Regions from separate parts of the Mus musculus genome. Here region 2 is linked to region 1. Evidence: chromatin loops called from intact Hi-C (ENCODE). Cell type or tissue: left cerebral cortex. All regions are shown on one strand. Links, peaks and the distances in the headings refer to the core of each region. The heading gives the core; the rest is flanking DNA.

Region 1 (8,433 bases), core at 150-8,149:
ACTCTGTCATTTTGTACAGTAAATACACACTAAATTAAAAAAGAAAATCCTGAGATAAAGTAGGGAAGTTCAGGCTGGACACTTAGCAAATGCTTTTAAAGAGAAGAGCTACCAGGCTCAGGACAGGGATTCTGTCTGTGTTCCAGTTTCCACACAACAGAGCATGACAGAAGGCATGTGATCTCTCATAGGCACACACACAAACCACACACTATGTCCACACTGGGGAAAGGAGACAATAGAGATGCTGGGACTTGTGGAAGAGCAAACCCCTCAAATTCACAAGATCCCTTCAGGTAGTAGTAAACTTAATGTAGCCAAGAGTCCAGCCCCTGACGCTGCCACCAGGCTTTCCAACAGAGAGAACATGTCCATCATGTGCCTCAGGAGCACTGGGGTGTTACAGTACTGGTGGCTGAAGCCTGGGGAGCAGGTTGTAAAGTCTGCGGCCACCACAGCTTCAGATTACAAAAGTCACTTTTAATTAAAAGGAAGTCTTTTCATTAAAGTATACTCTATTTGTTGATGTTTTGATTTTTGGAGACAGTGTTTCTCTCTGTAGCCCTGTATGTCCAGAAACACACCCTGTAGACCAGGCTGACCTCAAACTCAGAGATCTGCCTGCTTCCTGAGTGCTGGGATTAACAGTGTACAGCACCACCTCCTGCCTTAAAGTGTATTTTAAATTAAAAATCATGAAAGCATCCTGACCAATACAGATGTGGATGCTCACAGCCAACCATCGGACTGAGCACAGGGACCCCAATAGAGGAGTAGGGGAAGAACTGAAGGTGCCTTATCTGGCATCAGTGGGAGGGGAAGTCCTTGGTCCTGTGAAGACATGATGTCCCAGTGTAAAGGAATGCTAGGGCAATGAGGCAGGAGTGGGTAGGTGGGTGGCTGGGTGGGGGAGCACCCTCATAGAAGCAGGGTAAGGGGGGATGGGATGGGGTTTTGCAGAGGGGAAACCAGGAAAGGGGATAACATTTGAAATGTAAACAAAATATTCAATTAAAAAATCATGTAAGCAATTCCAGTCACACTAGCTAATAAGAAACAAATACCTAGAATATAATGAAATCAGTGAAATGTTCCTACAATGAAAATTATAAACATGATAAAAACCACTGCAGCACCAAAAACTGCAGAGATGTTTCACATCCATAGCCTGGGCGGTGGTGGTGCACACCTTTAATCCCAGCACTTGGGAGGTAGAGGCAGGTGGATTTCTGAGTTCGAGGCCAGCCTGGTCTACAAAGTGAGTTCCAGGACAGCCAGGGATAGAGAAACCCTGTCTCGAATAACCAAAAAAAAAAAAAAAAAAAAAAAAAAAGAATGAATACTGTTAAAATGTTGACTCAACACAGGGATTTACAGGTTCAGTGCAATACACCAATACACCCAAGACGACTTCCTTTTTTTTTTTTTTTTTTTTTTTTTTGGTTGTCCGACACGGGGTTTCTCTGTGCAGCCCTGGCTGTCCTTGAACTCAGAAATCCGCCTGCCTCTGCCTCCCAAGTGCTGGGATTAAAGGTGTGCGCCACCACTGCCCGGCCACCCAAGACTTCTTTACAGAATCAGAAACACAATCCTGAAGTTTGAATGAAAGCCTGGCAGAAGTTTGAATGAAAGCCTGGCAGAAATAACAGAAATGACCTGACACTAAAGAGTCCTAAGTACAAAACCATGACAGTACTAACATTAGAAACAAACACACACACCCACAAAATAGAGCCTAAGATAAAGCCATGCATGTACAGCCAACTTTCAAAAATGGTGACATGGAAAATGGATGTCTACATGCTGAAGCTTCAAGCTTGATTCTAACCTCTACAAAAAAAAAACAACTTAGAACGGATCAAAGATTAAATATAATACCTTGGTATAATACCTTAAATACAATACCAGCTCAGAGTGAGGAGACAATGGACAGAATGGGAGAAGACACCTGTCAGCCAGTCATCTATTAGTTAATATGAATAATGTATAACAAGCCAACATTTTAGAAACAAGCAATCCAAGCTAAAAATCAGAAATGATTATAATAGACACAAATATAAGAAAACTGCTCATTACCATCAGTCACCACGGAAATGAAAACCAACACTAACTTCAGGGGGAATGCTGACTTTGAAAGCACTAATGGAGCTCCTAACAGCCACCTTGAGAGAGCTGATATGTGGGCATCCTTGACTGACACCAGATAATTGAAAATAAAATTTTCACTATGAAAAAAAAAAAAAAAGAAAAAAGAAAGAAAAAGAAAACCAACACTCCAATGAGGAGCCAGCTCACCCTAGTTAGAATGACTATTATTAAAACTAAAAACATGCCAGGTAGGGGGTGGTAGCAATGGTGCACACCTTTAATCCTAGCACTCCGGAGGCAGAGGCAAACTAATCTTAATGAGTTTGAGGCCAGCTTGGTCTACAGAGTGAGTTCTAGGACAGCCAGGGCTACAGAGTGGGGTGGAAAACACTAAAGAGACATGGAAAAAAAACTCACACTGATGATGATGCCATAGGGTTTTGATCCTGTGCAGAAATGGAGAGCCCCAGTAAGTGGCTACGATTTCCAGGGGTCCATTGGCAAACTCATAAAAGATCTCTGGCGCAGACATTTGCAGTGGGGTTTTACTTGTATACACAGGGTTACAGTGCTCATGAAGTAAGGGAGCTCTGAGATGCACAGCCTCATCCCACATCAGCCAGGATAATAGCAAGCTTGGGGCTAGGAACAGAGAGAGAAAACCCTGAGGAACTCGCTCTAGGGCTATTTGGTTTTGGAGAGTTGGGACACCTGTGTGCCGTTTGTAGTGCTTGAGCATGTTGACCTTCTGTGCAAACTTGCGGTGACATTCCTTGCACTCATACTCCTTGATGCCTTTGTGCAGCTTCATATGGTGGCGCAGTGCATGCTTGGTCTTCATACCTGCAGGGGGCAGATCAGTATGAGTGCCACACTCCCCAGAACTTGCCTCAGGTCACCTGAAGCACCTGTCTGAACCCAGACACAGAATGAGCAGAATCTTTAGAAGGCCACCTTAGAAGGCCACTAGAGATTTACTGTGACATTAAAATGGCAGTGTGTCAACAACAGCACCTGAGATGATGTAGTGATGTGTACAGGATGTCTATCTCGATGACATAAATGGTAACTAAGATGAGGACTCTAGATCTACATTTTTTTTTTTTAAAGAAAAGCCATTCTTTAAAAAAATATTTTTAGCTGGGCAGTGGTAGTGTATGCCTTGATCCCAGCACTCGGAAGGCAAAAGCAGATGGATCTTTGTGAGTTTGAGCCCAGCCTGGTCTACAGAGTTCTAGAACAGCCAAGACTACACAGAGAAACCCTGTCTTGAGAATGTGTGTGTGTGTGAGAGAGAAAGAGAGAGAGTGTGTGTGTGTGAGAGAGAGAGAGAGACAAAGAGAAAGAGAGGAGGGAGGAAGAGAGAGAGAGAGAGAGAAAGAGAATGAATGAGTGTGTGTGAGAGGGCGCTAACATTCAAGATCAGAAGACAATTCTCCAGAGTCAGTTCTTGCTACCCTGCAGGGTGCAGGAATCACTTATTACACGTATGTGGAAGCACCTCTATTCACCAAGCCATCTTGCCAGATGGATACTTTTTTGGTTTTGGTTGTATTTTTCTTTTTTCTTTTTTTTTTTTTTTTCGAGACAGGGTTTCTCTGTGTGGCCCTGGCTGTCCTGGAACTCACTCTGTAGACCAGGCTGGCCTCGAACTAAGAAATCCGCCTGCCTCTGCCTCCCAAGTGCTGGGATTAAAGGCGCGTGCCACCACTGCCTGGCCAGATGCTAATCTTAGACATTGAAACCAACCAAAATCTCACTGACTACAGGCTGATGTTGAGGAAAGGGTGAAGCACCCTCACCAGTCACCACCTAGTTGGGTGAAAAGCAGTGGTCACTAGCAGCAGCAGTACACCCAGAGTGCTCAAACATCAGGGCAGGCAGAGTGCAGTCCTTAGACCCTCCAGTAGACAAGCCAGCAGTGGTGTCACACTGAGTGGGCGCAGTGTGCCCAAAGCCCCCTCTCAGCTCTAAACTCAGCTGGACAATTGCTCACCCCGTCCCATTTCGTTACCACTTACATCTTTACCTGTCTCTCAGTGTGGAGAGACTTCAGACAACCCAGCTGGGCCATAGGGCCTGTCAAACTAGAGCCAGCAGAGGGCGCAGGAGTCGCACCATGTCTTTCAGCTGCCAGTCCCTGGCTGGCTAAGTGCCAGGCCTTTCTGACTATGGAAGAGCAATTTTACCTTAATTCCCACCTCTGCCTAATCCTCATACTAAAAATGCCATATATCTCCCACCACCCAAGGACAAAAACCACAGGTGATGAGAGATTCAGCCAAACTGTTCTCAATCCCTCTCAGGCCCTGCCTCCATCACATCAGGCTCTGCTCAAAACAGTGGCACAGTATTGTCCTCTGCCACTGCTTGTCTGTCTTGCAAAGGACTGCAGTCTGTTGGTACAAACCTCACCCTCACAGTTCTAACACCTATTCATGGTCTTACTCACTCACTCATTTGTTCTCATACCTGCTATGGCTCTGACTATTTGTGTGCCTGGGACTAGAGACCAAGTGGTATGTTAGACAGAACTCCCTGGTTTCACAGGGCTTCTGTTCTAAGTGAGACTGGGGGATGGGAGAACCTACATAGTATGTGGCAAGAGAAGGGAAAGCTAGGCAGAACCGGGCAGAAAGGGGCTTGAGAAGAGAGGTTGTACTCAAGGTCATAGAGCAGGAGGCCAGCCTGGGCTACACAGACCCTGTCTTAGACAATAGAACGTCATCAATTTGGAACATCCAGCTTTTCCTGCAGGCGATACAGATGCCTTGTGGATGATTTTGTGGTAAGTGATGTGATTTTGAGAAAGATTTCTATATCTGGGACCCTGAACCTCCTTTGCCAAAAAGACTCTCATGACTCCTAGCAGCACCACCCCCTCAGCCGTATGCACAGACTATGTCTATGTTCAGGTCTAGAATTTTAGTGATCATAAGCAAGCTGGGTGCAAGGCTGAACTTGCTCTGGTGGCTTGGGGTGTCCTATGACTCCAGGGTACCCTGTGGCCCTGAGGGACCTTCTGGTGCTCTAGGTACACACCCACCTTTCCCACACTCGGCGCACAGGTACTCCCGGATGTTGTCATGCACACGCATGTGCTCTTTCAGCATGTCCTTCCTGGCAAAGGACTTCCCACACTGCTCACAGGCGTGGCTTTTCACACCTATAAACAAACACAGGAGTGTCTGAAAGCCTTAGCTCGCACAGAAAGAGGTCTCAGCAAGAAGCCTATGTGGGCTGCCTTTTCAGACATGGGAGTCTTTGGCATGCGAAGGCCCTGAGGACCTGGAGTGGACACAGGTGGATCTGAAGGATGTGCTGCAAGTGTCAGGGGAGGCCAGGATGAAAGCTGGAGAGATGGGGACACATCCGAGGTGTGGTTGTCTGTGTATGGAGCCAGGGAGAATGATGGGGGGAATCCTGCCGCTGGGGCAGACGAGCTAGCACCAATCATCACAACAGGAGCATCTTACCTGTGTGGATGAGTTTGTGGCGCTCCAAGTTCCCAATGCTGTTGAATATCCTCCCACAGATCTCACAGGGGTGAATGTACCTGAAAGGAGAGGCAAACCTCAGGAGCTACACAGCCCCAGGGGCTCATCACCCGAGGGGTTCACTCACTGTGAAGGCCTTATCTGCTATGAGGGTATGTATCCTCAGCTGTGAGGGGCCTGTGTGAAAGTTCCTTTATCGATGGAGGTGAGGCAAAAGGTGTTATGACCTCAGCTTCTATAATGGGCTGAATTGTCTCCCTCAAATTGTTGTTTAAGTCCTAGATAAGAATGTGGCTGCATGTGGAGACAGACATTTATAGAACAGATCAAAATGGAGTCACCATGGTGACCCTAATCCTTAAGAAGAGGAAACAAGAGACAGACGTGTACAGAAGGCTGGTGCAGAGGAAGGGCAGGTGTCCCAGATATCTGGCATAAGGTGACGCAATGATTGTGATCTGCTAAGCTGAGCACTGTGGCTTTGCAGAGTCCCCCTCTTGCACAGAGTCTTACTTCTGCACGTTGGGGTCAGGCAGGTTCTCCCGGTGGATGACCATGTGGGCATGGTAGGTGGCCTTGAGTGCGAAGCGTCGGTGGCAGATGCTGCAGCCGTGGCCCTTCTCCTTGTGCACCTCCATGATGTGCTTCAGGTATTCCTTCCCACGGCCGAAAGTGAGCTGTGAGAACACAGGGTGGAGGCTGCTGACTCTCTGGCATCCCTGGGCATCTTTACTACCTACACTCGTGTCAGCTAGATACCCGAAGAGGGTCAGCTACTCATGCCAGAGGGGGGCTTGTGGAGGGATATGCACAGAAGTTTGCTGTTTAACAGGAGAGGCTATGGAAACTCAGGTTATGGACTGCTTGGCAATCATTGTCCTCCCTTTAAGCACGCACCCTGCCTTGTGTAGCATAGATACATTTCAGGCTGGCTGGATCAAGAGAGGGATGGGTCAAGGCATCCTCAATCTGAGGCCAGTGAGGCTACTGAGGCCAGTTCCTAAGACACTGGCCCTACCCTAGTAAGCAGTCCTGCTTATGGGTGTGCCAAACCACAAGTGGGTTCGGATGGGTGTGAGGCCTATGGTTACCATCCCTAAGCCCAGATGATATGAAACAACCTTCTTCAGTGGAGGAAACGCACAAAACAGTGCTGTGAGTTCCCCACAGCTCCATGGTTACAAATTTCTCCCTGGAAGCCATGCTTGGGGCAGAGTGTTGAGTACCTGGCACCTCTTGCAGCTGTACTTGTGTGGCTCAGAGTCTGCGCTCTCATCAGAGTTGTCATCATTCTCCTCTGAGGAGATCCCAATTTTGCCAATGAACTCCTCCCGCTGGTGGTCATCCATTAGCGCGATGTCCTGCAGAGGAGTCACAAACCCGGCCTCTAACACAGTGAACTGATTCGCTGGTCATTACTTTCAGGGAATGAGTTGTTTGCTTAGCGAGCTACACCTATGTCCCTTGGGATGGTACTAGGCCTGACCATTCTGTGGCACAGGCATTCACCAGCCCTCAGAGTCACCAATCCAGCAAAACCATCCCACCTGTGCCCAGGCAAAGTCCTGGAGGACAGCACAGACTGCTGCAGCACTGCACGGGACTCGGCCTTTGACTCAGACAGGTTCTTCTCCCACCTGACCTCACACCCAGTTCTCCACATCCTGGGGCTCCTGCACTACTCATCTTTTCCCTAAAGGCGGGGATGCAGCAGACTGCCACCCTCCCTACACCCATTGTTCTGGGGTAAAGGCCCAGCTAAGAGTAATCTGTCAGGTCCCACACAGGAAGAATCTCTGTTCAGGCCCCACAGGTGGACAAACAGATGTGCTAGTATAAGACTGTATGAAGAGCTTGCCAGTGCCCATGTGTTAAAATTTCACCCGAGGAGACACTTGAGGAAGCAGGCCCTTTGGGGAATGACAGGGTCTGACACCCAGAAGTAGGATAACAGCCTTTAGCAGTCTCATCCCTCCACCATGTGAGGACGCAGCAAGAGAGCGATGGATGGACGAGGATGCCTTCAACAGACAGTGAACTTTCCAGTACCTTCATCTCGAACTTTCAGTCTGTTGCTGGTAAGTGCCTCATCTATGTACTAAGAGATACTGCCCCAGGGTGAGCCAGGTCCCCAAGTGCCACCTGTATGGGAACTGCACCTTGAAGTGGACATGGATGTGGTCCCTGAGTACGTCCACTCGGAAGAACTTGCGCCCACAGATCTCGCAGGTGTACTTCTTGTCACCGTGGGTCAGCAGGTGCTTGTTCATGTTGCTCCGACAGGAGAACACCTGGGGACAGGGAGACAGTACAGTGAGGGCTAGGTTACTGGACATACACATAAGCTGATCCCTATGGCCCACAGGACAAGCTACTTCCAGGCCTAGAATACGTGGCAAGTTCTAGACTTATGGTGATTTAAACATCTACTCACACCACAACAGACACGCTGTTTCCAGCCTCTGCTGCAATGGAGTACAACAGAGTGCTTATGCACTTAAACAGCTCATCGGCACAGAGTCTACTGAGGAGCCATGAAGATACACCTACAATTTTCTCAAAATAGATACAAAAGAAGACACTCAACTCAGTTTGAATACTGCTTCATGTTCCTATTTCCAGCCCAGACAATGGATGCAGATTTACTCATGCATCCACACTAGTGCTCTGGGAGCCACTTAACAGGCCAAAATAAACCCTGAGCTGGAGCTAGAAGGATGTGACCTAAAAAGCAGATATGCAACCATCACTAGGGACCCAGGATCTCCACAGACCACAGAGCATCCAATGGCAGGGCTTGCCTCAGATGAGGTACCCCAGAGCCTACTTATCTATTGCCATAGGCTCT
Region 2 (8,433 bases), core at 93-8,092, 73 kb after region 1:
GTGAACCTTTGGAGCCAGCCAGGATGCAATACCATGGCTTAGATATCAAATGTCTCCCATAGGCTCATGTTATGAATACTTGTTCCCCAGCCAATGACACTATTTTGGGAGGCTGTGGAACCTTTAGAAGGTGGGGCCTAGCTGGCAGACGTCTGACACTAGGGACAGGCTTTGAAGGGGATAGCCCTGGGTTTAGAATCTCTTTATGTCCTGGTCTAATATGATCCTGACTCCTTATGTATTTACACAGTCATGCCTCTCCCCAACCCCATGAGGGACTAAAACTGGAGCCAAAATAAGCTTTCCCACCATGAAGCTGTTTCTGTCAACTGATTGATTGCAGCTATGTAAAAATAACTTTAAAAAGGTACCCAGAGAGCTCAGAAAATGACTCTTAAATGCTTGTGTGGACAGTGTGGAGAAAGCACAGTGTCCAGGCCACGCTGTCCCCAGTGTCGCTCACCCAATGGCTCTGACGTCATCCACATGCCAAACGATAAAATAGCTTTCATAAAGTTACCAAGGGGCCCAGCTATGTCCCCAGTCTCCCTTTACCTGACATTCCCAGCTTTTTCATTTTCTATTTGCTACCAAACCAAAGACGCCCCAAGCAGGTAGGGGAGAAGGAAACCCTCACTCCTAAAGCTCAGAAGTACACAGATATCTTACCCGTGTCTGAAGAGGAGAATGTCTTGCTGACGGGGGCGCTGTGGCAAGAAATGGCCTGGACAGAGATGTCCTTCTCAATGACCTTCACTGTGACGGGTGTCCTCACAGGGGACTCTGCAAGAACAAGACTCCATCAGCAAGGGCATGCAAATTTTCAACAGAAGATTCTAGAAATCTATGGGGGGAAGCCCCTAGTGCACCTTGAGGCCCTGCAGTTATTACTGGCTGTAGCTGGGCTTTTAGACTCACACATTTGGCTCTTCCACTGTGTTGGCAAAAGTGGGGCTGGGGGTCTAGATTGGAGCAAAAATTCAGAGACATTTTAATAAAACTAGAGTTCTCATGTGAATTGTGGGTCCCTGACCTGTGCCATGGGAGCTACTTTGGGAAGGTATAACAATGTATTTTTCTTTTGACCACCCAGGGGCTAGCTACAATGCAAAAGAAAGGTTTGTGCTGGCTTCATTTAAAAAACAAAAAACCCAAAACCCCAAAGCTCCTTTTTTTTTTTTTTTTTTTGGAGACCAGTCATCATACATCCCAGGTTGGATAATATTTCATGTTAGGCAAGAATGACTTGAACTCCTGATCCTTCTACCTCCATTTCCTCAGTTCTGGGATTACAAATGTGTGCCACTATGTCTACTTGATACAATTCTGGGATCCACTCCAGGGCTTCCTCTATGCTAGATGAATACTACCCAGCTGAGCCACATCTTCAGCCCACATCATGCCTCTTTATCAGTGGTGTTTAACATACATTCAGTTACCTGTATTAGACTTGTAATAATCACGAGTATGATGGAGTGCTGAGTTCCATGTGGCTGGAAGAACCTCATCTCTGTCTCTTAACATATTCTCTCTCTCTCTCTCTCTCTCTCTCTCTCTCTCTCTCTCTCTCTCTCTCTCTCTCCACCCCCATCTCTCCCTCCCTCCCCTCCCTCGTCTTTTTCCAGGCCACCAGACTTCTCTGCTAAGCCTTGACACTGAATGCCACGATGCTCAGTGTTGCAGGGTGAGCCCCACCCACCCCCACCCCAGAGGCTGGGAGCCTGTGGATCTCCTGCAATGAGAATGCACTCTGGTCTCACCTGAGTTCAGTGGGGTTGCCCTCCCAGTGTCAAACCGAGGTTTGGTCTTCACAGCAGTGACAGTGGTGACCACAGTCCCACATGGCATCACCGTACGGTCCTTTTCTATCTTTGCAGCAGAAACAGGGGGAGGAGCTGGCCAGGATTTCAGCTCCCCAGGTTCTACGTAAGAAAACTATGGCAAAGACAGACATTCATTTTGAAACACAGAGGAGATTCCACGGACAACTGCTTCTCACGCTCTCTAGGCCACAACCCACACACAGAACATGGTGTCACAGAATACCCATGTCCTTTCCTGGTATAGTAATGACCTCTAGATGACCTCTCAAACCAAATACAACAAAAATGCAAGGGAATAGATATTTTTCTGTACTGCTCAAGGAATTATGGTAAGAGGAAAAGGTATATACTTGTTCAGTTTGATGTAGTTTGGATGATTTTTATTTGTTTGGTTTTCCCTGAATATTTTCAGACTGGTTGGTGCAAACTACAGCTGTAGACCTGCAAATATGTATTCTGCAGACAGTAACAACAGGCTGACTTGGCTGCAGTACACTCCCCCCCCACCCCCCCGCCCCAATAACCTCTACTTTAGTTTCTTCACCCATATTACTTAATTTTCTTTTTAAATCAACCTGGACTGACAAAGACCCACGTTAAAAGGAGGGCAGCTGGGTTAGCTGAGATGACACTGGGAAAGGTCATCTCCTATAGTAGCCAGCTTAAGCCACCTTAAGCCAGTCCTGGCAAGATGTGTTCACCTGAGCCTGAAGCCCATGGTGAGAACAGGACATCGTGGGTGAGCTCAGCATGTCATATGGAGGCAACAGTGAGCCCTGGCAGGCAGGAGACAGGACTGTAGCAGCAGAGAACATGCCACCATACCTCTGCAGTGACTGAGCCCAACACCAAGCTGTCAGGCTCTGTCCCACTGATCAGTCTGAAGGTCTGTGGGCCATTAGGCTGCTTCCTAAATAGGTCCAGGTGAATGGTTGCTATCCCCAACAGACCTAGAGTGGAAGACAAGAAAGAACAATGGTGATGTTTCCAGTCTCACACCCCAAGGGGGGTTCCGTTAGGTTCACTACACAGTGTTAGTATCACCAAACATAAAACATAAAGAGGTTGTGGGCATTCCAGAGGGAATGGGGCTACATGCCAGGCCTGCCAAAGGCCATATCCAAAGCACATAGGGTGTAGAACTGCATCAACCATCCTTGAACCACTGACAGAAACTGGAAAACAGATGTGTGTGGTGGTGGTGGTAGAGGTGGTGGTGGTGGTAGTGGTGTGACTACTAAATGTCCTGGGCAAGGATGGAGGGGTCAAGGCATGATGACAGTGACCTGCTATAGAATGTGTACCCTATATGTGAGAAACAAGAATAAGTAAGGAGAAAGAGGGTGAGAAAGGAGGAAGAGGGAGACAGATAGGAGTGTAATGACTAATCACACAAAGATTATGAGCAACAGGGCAAATAGTCAGAATGAGAATTTAAACACAGACTACACGGGCATACTCTACATGGCTTCTGTAAAGCTGCAGTTTCACAGACTACACCCGGCTGCCTTGGAATGGAGGACGGTGGGCCACCAGGAGCAGGGACTGGGAGGAATGAGAAGTTAAAGGTAGCCTGATGCAGGGTGTCCTATATAATCACTCAATGAAGAGAAGGTTTTTCTTATCACCTCCCCAGGCATCTAAAGACAGGTGATTCCAAAAGGCTAGAACAGAACTCTTAACGGTAACTAGGACATGAACATCTGCTCAGTCTCTTGCCTTCCAACTTCCCTTCAGAAGAATCACCAAGAGACTCAATGGTACAGCTGGATAGGACAATGGTCTCTACCTTCCCAATTTTAATGTTTGTATGGATTTTAACATCCAAGAGGTCTGAGAGTGTAACTCAGTGGTACAACACTTTATCTAACATGCTTGAAGCCCAGCACCACAAAATGAAAGAAAAAAATAATTTAAGGACCAGCAAGATGGTTCATCAGGTAAAGGCACCTGTCACCAAGCCTGACAAATTACACTTGATTTCCAGGACCCCCCCAAGATAGAAAGAGAATCAACTCCTGCAAGCTGTCCTCGAACCTACACAGACATACCACAAAAGAATGTAAAAACAAAAAAAAAATCTAACAAACTTAGATCCATGATTATGTTGGTGACTTTACCCTAAACTTCCTCTGTCTGAATCGTGTGTGTGTGTGTGTGTGTGTGTGTATGTATGTATGTATGTATGTATATGTATATATATATATTTATTTATTTAAAGATTTATTTACTTTATATGAATACACTGTGTCGTCTTCAGACACCAGAAAAGGGATCCCATTACAGAGCCACCATGTGGTTGCTGAAAGAGCAGTCAGTGCTCCTAACTACTGAGCCATCTCTCCAGCCCTCGTGTGTTCATTTTAAATTCAGCCAAGGGACTTATTCTGTAAGGAAACATCAGCTGAAACTTATAGAGAGGGACATTAGGACAGGCGCTGCTAGGGCTAACAATGGCTATGATGGGAAAGTGTGTTGTTTGTTTGAGACAGGGTTTCTCTGTGTATCCCTGGCTGTTTTGGACTCCATCTGTAGACAAACAAGGCTGGCCTCAAAGTCACAGATACCCACCTGCTTCTGCCTCCCAAGTGCTGGGATTAAAGGAGTAAACCACCACTACCTGGCTTGTTACGTATTTTTTTGGTTTTTTTTTATTTTAAAAAATTGAAACACCAGTCAATGGTGGTGCATGCCTTTAATCCTAGCACTTGGGAGGCAGAGGCAGGCAGATTTCTGAGTTCAAAGCCAGCCTGGTCTACAGAGTGAGTTCTAAGACAGCCAGGGTTATACAGAGAAACCCTGTCTCGAAAAACAACAAAACTATATATATATATATATATAAAAGGAAGTCTGTTAAGTCTAGAATGGTTTGAAATTGCTCCTCTAATTTAAAAATTATTGATGGAAGATTCTGGAGTTTAACAGTAGAGCCTGGGGAGAAGATTAGGTGCTAAGCATGCTGGCTACTCTTCTAGAAGATCCAGGTTCAGTTCCCAGCCTGACACAGAAACTCACAACCATCTGGTCCTGAAAGATTTGGCACCCTCTTGTGGCCTCTGTAAGCACTACATGCACACAGTGCACAGGCATATTTGACAGGCAACATACTCACACACATAACGATTAAGGAAAATGTTTAAAAACTAGACAAGCATGACCCCCAAAGGAATGACACTGTTGATTCTTAACTTTGTACCAAACATTTAGTTGGGAGACCTCTGGTTCAGAGGAGGAGGCCACCTCCTTCTCAGGGTTTCTCCCCTCCCCATTCCAGAGCCTAGACCAGAGTGCTCATCTGGAACACTTCTCTACATATTCACCACCCACCTTCTGAGGAGCACCCATCCTGTGAGATCTGCAGGACCAGCTCCTTGGATTTGGCGTTCAGTTCACTGCAAAAAGAACAAACCCATGTGAGCCATCCAAAGCTCCATGCTGTAGGGTTGAGTTTCCCACCCCACACACCATGCCATGTATGTATGTATGTATGTGTGTATATATATATATTATTATACTAAAGACACATGGTTGTCAGTCATTAAAAACACACTGCCGGCAGCCTGACAGTTCAGAAATAGCCACCAATTCAACCAAGGGTTGGCCTTTCAGTGGGGACCCATGGAACACCCTTTGGTGATAAGAAGTGTATTGAGCTAATATACCAGCCATGTAGCACATGACAGGTGGGCAGTGCAGACTGAGACCCTGAGTTCATTTGGTTAATTTTTATGAACTTAAAATTGAATGTCACATGCCACTGCTACCATTTATAAAGCACGACTGTGTATAATTGAGTATAAAACACAGAATTCCAACAAGCCTCCCTCTTTTCTATCTTTTGCATAAGACCCATTCATCAATGCTATATCCACCATCGCCTTTAACAGCTTTAGGTGATTCCCTGGAGATATCACAGACTGAAGAACAACTGTACTTTTTACAGGTGTCTAGTACTCTTCTGCCTTGGCCTTATAAAACTTATCCATCCAAGTCCTTACAGATAGACTGTTTAATAACAGAGTCCTTTCCAGTAAACAAATGGAGATTAACATCCTCACACAGTTGGAGGTCAGAGGATAACTCACTACAGTTGGTTCTCTCCGCAAAGTGGGTCCTGAAAATTGGAATCCTGGGATCTGCTGTCAAGTTTGGCAGCAAGTCTTTACCCACCAGACTGTCCCTCCAGCTCCCTTTCCAGGATCCGCCCATCATTTCTGTCATTCCTTGGTCTTTTCTAAGTGCGCTAATCAGTTTTTCTAGATCAAGATCATAGCATCCTGATGCCAGTGGTCTGCCACTATGACCGATCACTCATGGTGAGATCTTTAAACTCCTCTTACAAATGTGTTCATGAATTTCTCCTAGTTAAGTGTTTTCAAAACTGGGACCCAGTATTAAACACTACCAACTCTCTTTGGGGTAGGTGTGAAGTCAGGCAGTTTACTTTCTCCTATGACTTGCTGGTACAGTGGAAGTTATTAATGAATTTTCTTATATTAAGCCAGCTTTACATTTCTGGTGCAAACTGGATTTGTGGATTTGTTTGTTTTTTGAGACAGTCTCTAGATAGCTCTGACTGTCCTGCAACTCACTATGTAAAAGAGGACAACCTTAAACTCAGAGATCTGCCTGCCTCTACCTCTGCCTCCCAAGTACTGGGATTAATGGCATGCTCTACCATACCCAGCTTGGATTTATTTATTTTTAACAGAATGGCTATATAAACACTTTATTTTACGTGTGTCCATGTTTTGCCTACATGTATGTATATCACATGTACTCTCGGTTCTTGCAGAGGCCAGAAGAAGGTATCAGATCCCCTGGAATAACAGGTTCTGGGAACTAAACCTAGGTCTGCAAGAACAGCCAATGCTCTTGACCAGAGCCACAGCTCCCAAATAGATTTATTTTAATGCATCATTGGATCCCATGTGATGACTTTTTACTTAGGATCTTTATACTGTTATTTATAAATGGTTTTCATGTCCCCTTTCTATTTTCTCCACCAGAGGTTGGCATCAGTTAGAGGCTTCCTTCTGTTCTGTGTGGCTGGGTGCTAAGGGAAACAGTCCTTTGTCACAATAGAGAAAGAGAAAGAAGGGTGATCCCTGGAGCTGCCTTTAAAAGGAAGTCCATGTTTGACATGGAGCTGGCTATCTTTCAGAAACTCAGGACAACTTGTTTTCATTTCTTTAATTTTACATTTTCTTAGTGTAAACAGTGCTATACAATGACTCCAGGATCTGTCCGTCTTGAGCAGACCTAGCTGCCACCAGCAGGCCTCTGAGGATGCAGGCTGTACTCACAAGGTGAATTCCTCCTCCCAACTGAGGTCAGTAGTGTTTCTCACTAGGGTGCTGATGAATCTCTGTTCAGGATCGTTCAGCTGAGCCACGCACACATGGCTAAGGCCTGTGATCAGATGAAGCAAGGTTGTATTTGGCTTTTATTTTTTAATTGCATTAACACTTTGCTTACCCACACAAGAAAGAGTAATAAATTAACTGAAAAAAAAATCTCACCCAAGAAACCTTTCTGTCATTTCCCATTTACACACTCTCAATGCTGGGGCAATAACTTGGTGGTAACAGCCCTGGACTGGCCCTAGTGTCCTACTTCTTCATCAATTCATCAATCCTGGAAGCAGGCAGGACTCTAAGGTATGGAGCCTCACCCAGAAGCAACACACCTGCTTAGGCTTGGCTCCTCTTTAGACTAGACTAACAGCCTACCCAAACGATGGTCGATATTGAGCTTAAACTGTGGCTGCACCTCACAGACAACCCGTATCCCACTTACAACAAGCAGATGTTTTCTTTCCTCATCTATCCCACGATCCTTTGTGGGTACTTGGTATAGGCACTTTGACATTTCACAACTGTTCCTGCTCTGAGACAATGTTTCCTCTAGAGCATCAGTCCTCAAGTCCTCTGTGGTCAGTAACTTGACCACAATGCTTGACTCCTTACCATGTTTCAGGTAGGGTAACTTTCATAGTCACTCCTCAAGGAAAGACTCAGATCCATTTCCAGCTATGGGCATCTTAGTATGGCTGGGGAATGGGATCTGGTTTCATAGCATGTGCACCCCAAAATGGGGCCCCACCACAACCTGGTAGTCCAGGGGACCCACTCAGCCACTAGGTGATCCAGGTTATGAAAGGCAACATGCAAGCACTTGCTGCAAAACCATCAGCTACCGCCATCTTTGTAGAGACTTAGTTCACATGAAGCCTCTCTATGCCTTGTAAAGTGGAAGAACCTTTGCAAACAGTGACCAGAACTCCTAGTGTTCTTAAACAACAACCAGAATCTCACTTCCATTCTCACAGGGGGCCTCAGTGATCACTGGGAATCCTGGGAAAACCATGACTCCTCAACTGCCTTCCTCCTCCTATTAGCAGCACCAGAGGCACAAAGCCCCTATAAGCCACTCATACAACCCACTTTCTAGGAGAGCATAAGCTACACTGATCAGAGGCTCAGGGATGCTCAACAGGAATTTATTGGCTCAGCTTAAAAAGACTAGTATCTGTCAGGCTGAAAACAGACAGAGCCACCACGACATTGCTTTCCCTAAGCCTTCATGTACATGCTGATGAGTTTAGCTG

What was found. Peaks named below come from ENCODE experiments on the same cell type or tissue, not always from the same donor. Only the 100,000 strongest peaks of a DNase experiment are listed, where the experiment ranks them.
Region 2: a loop joins it to region 1, with 5 times the contacts of the local background. A loop is called at or near these places in 19 of 42 quality-filtered maps.

Annotation. Positions count from the first base shown.
Region 1 is chr16:97,800,911-97,809,343 of GRCm38, forward strand. Prdm15 (PR domain containing 15) reads right to left here. Exons shown (of 24, transcript NM_144789.2): 14 at 7,745-7,876; 15 at 6,812-6,946; 16 at 6,099-6,262; 17 at 5,565-5,644; 18 at 5,135-5,254; 19 at 2,800-2,931. Among named protein-coding and RNA genes, the nearest start is that of Ripk4, 41 kb to the left of the region's middle. In left cerebral cortex, for the core only: a CTCF peak has its summit at 4,181 (motif pointing right); DNase peaks (open chromatin) are centred at 4,206, 4,670 and 4,939; H3K27ac peaks cover 1,344 bases.
Region 2 is chr16:97,874,460-97,882,892 of GRCm38, forward strand. C2cd2 (C2 calcium-dependent domain containing 2) reads right to left here. Exons shown (of 14, transcript NM_174847.2): 7 at 7,130-7,235; 8 at 5,151-5,215; 9 at 2,649-2,773; 10 at 1,761-1,935; 11 at 670-783. Mir6964 (microRNA 6964) reads right to left here and starts at 2,832; the gene lies at 2,774-2,832. In left cerebral cortex, for the core only: a CTCF peak has its summit at 4,877 (motif pointing left); a DNase peak (open chromatin) is centred at 4,881.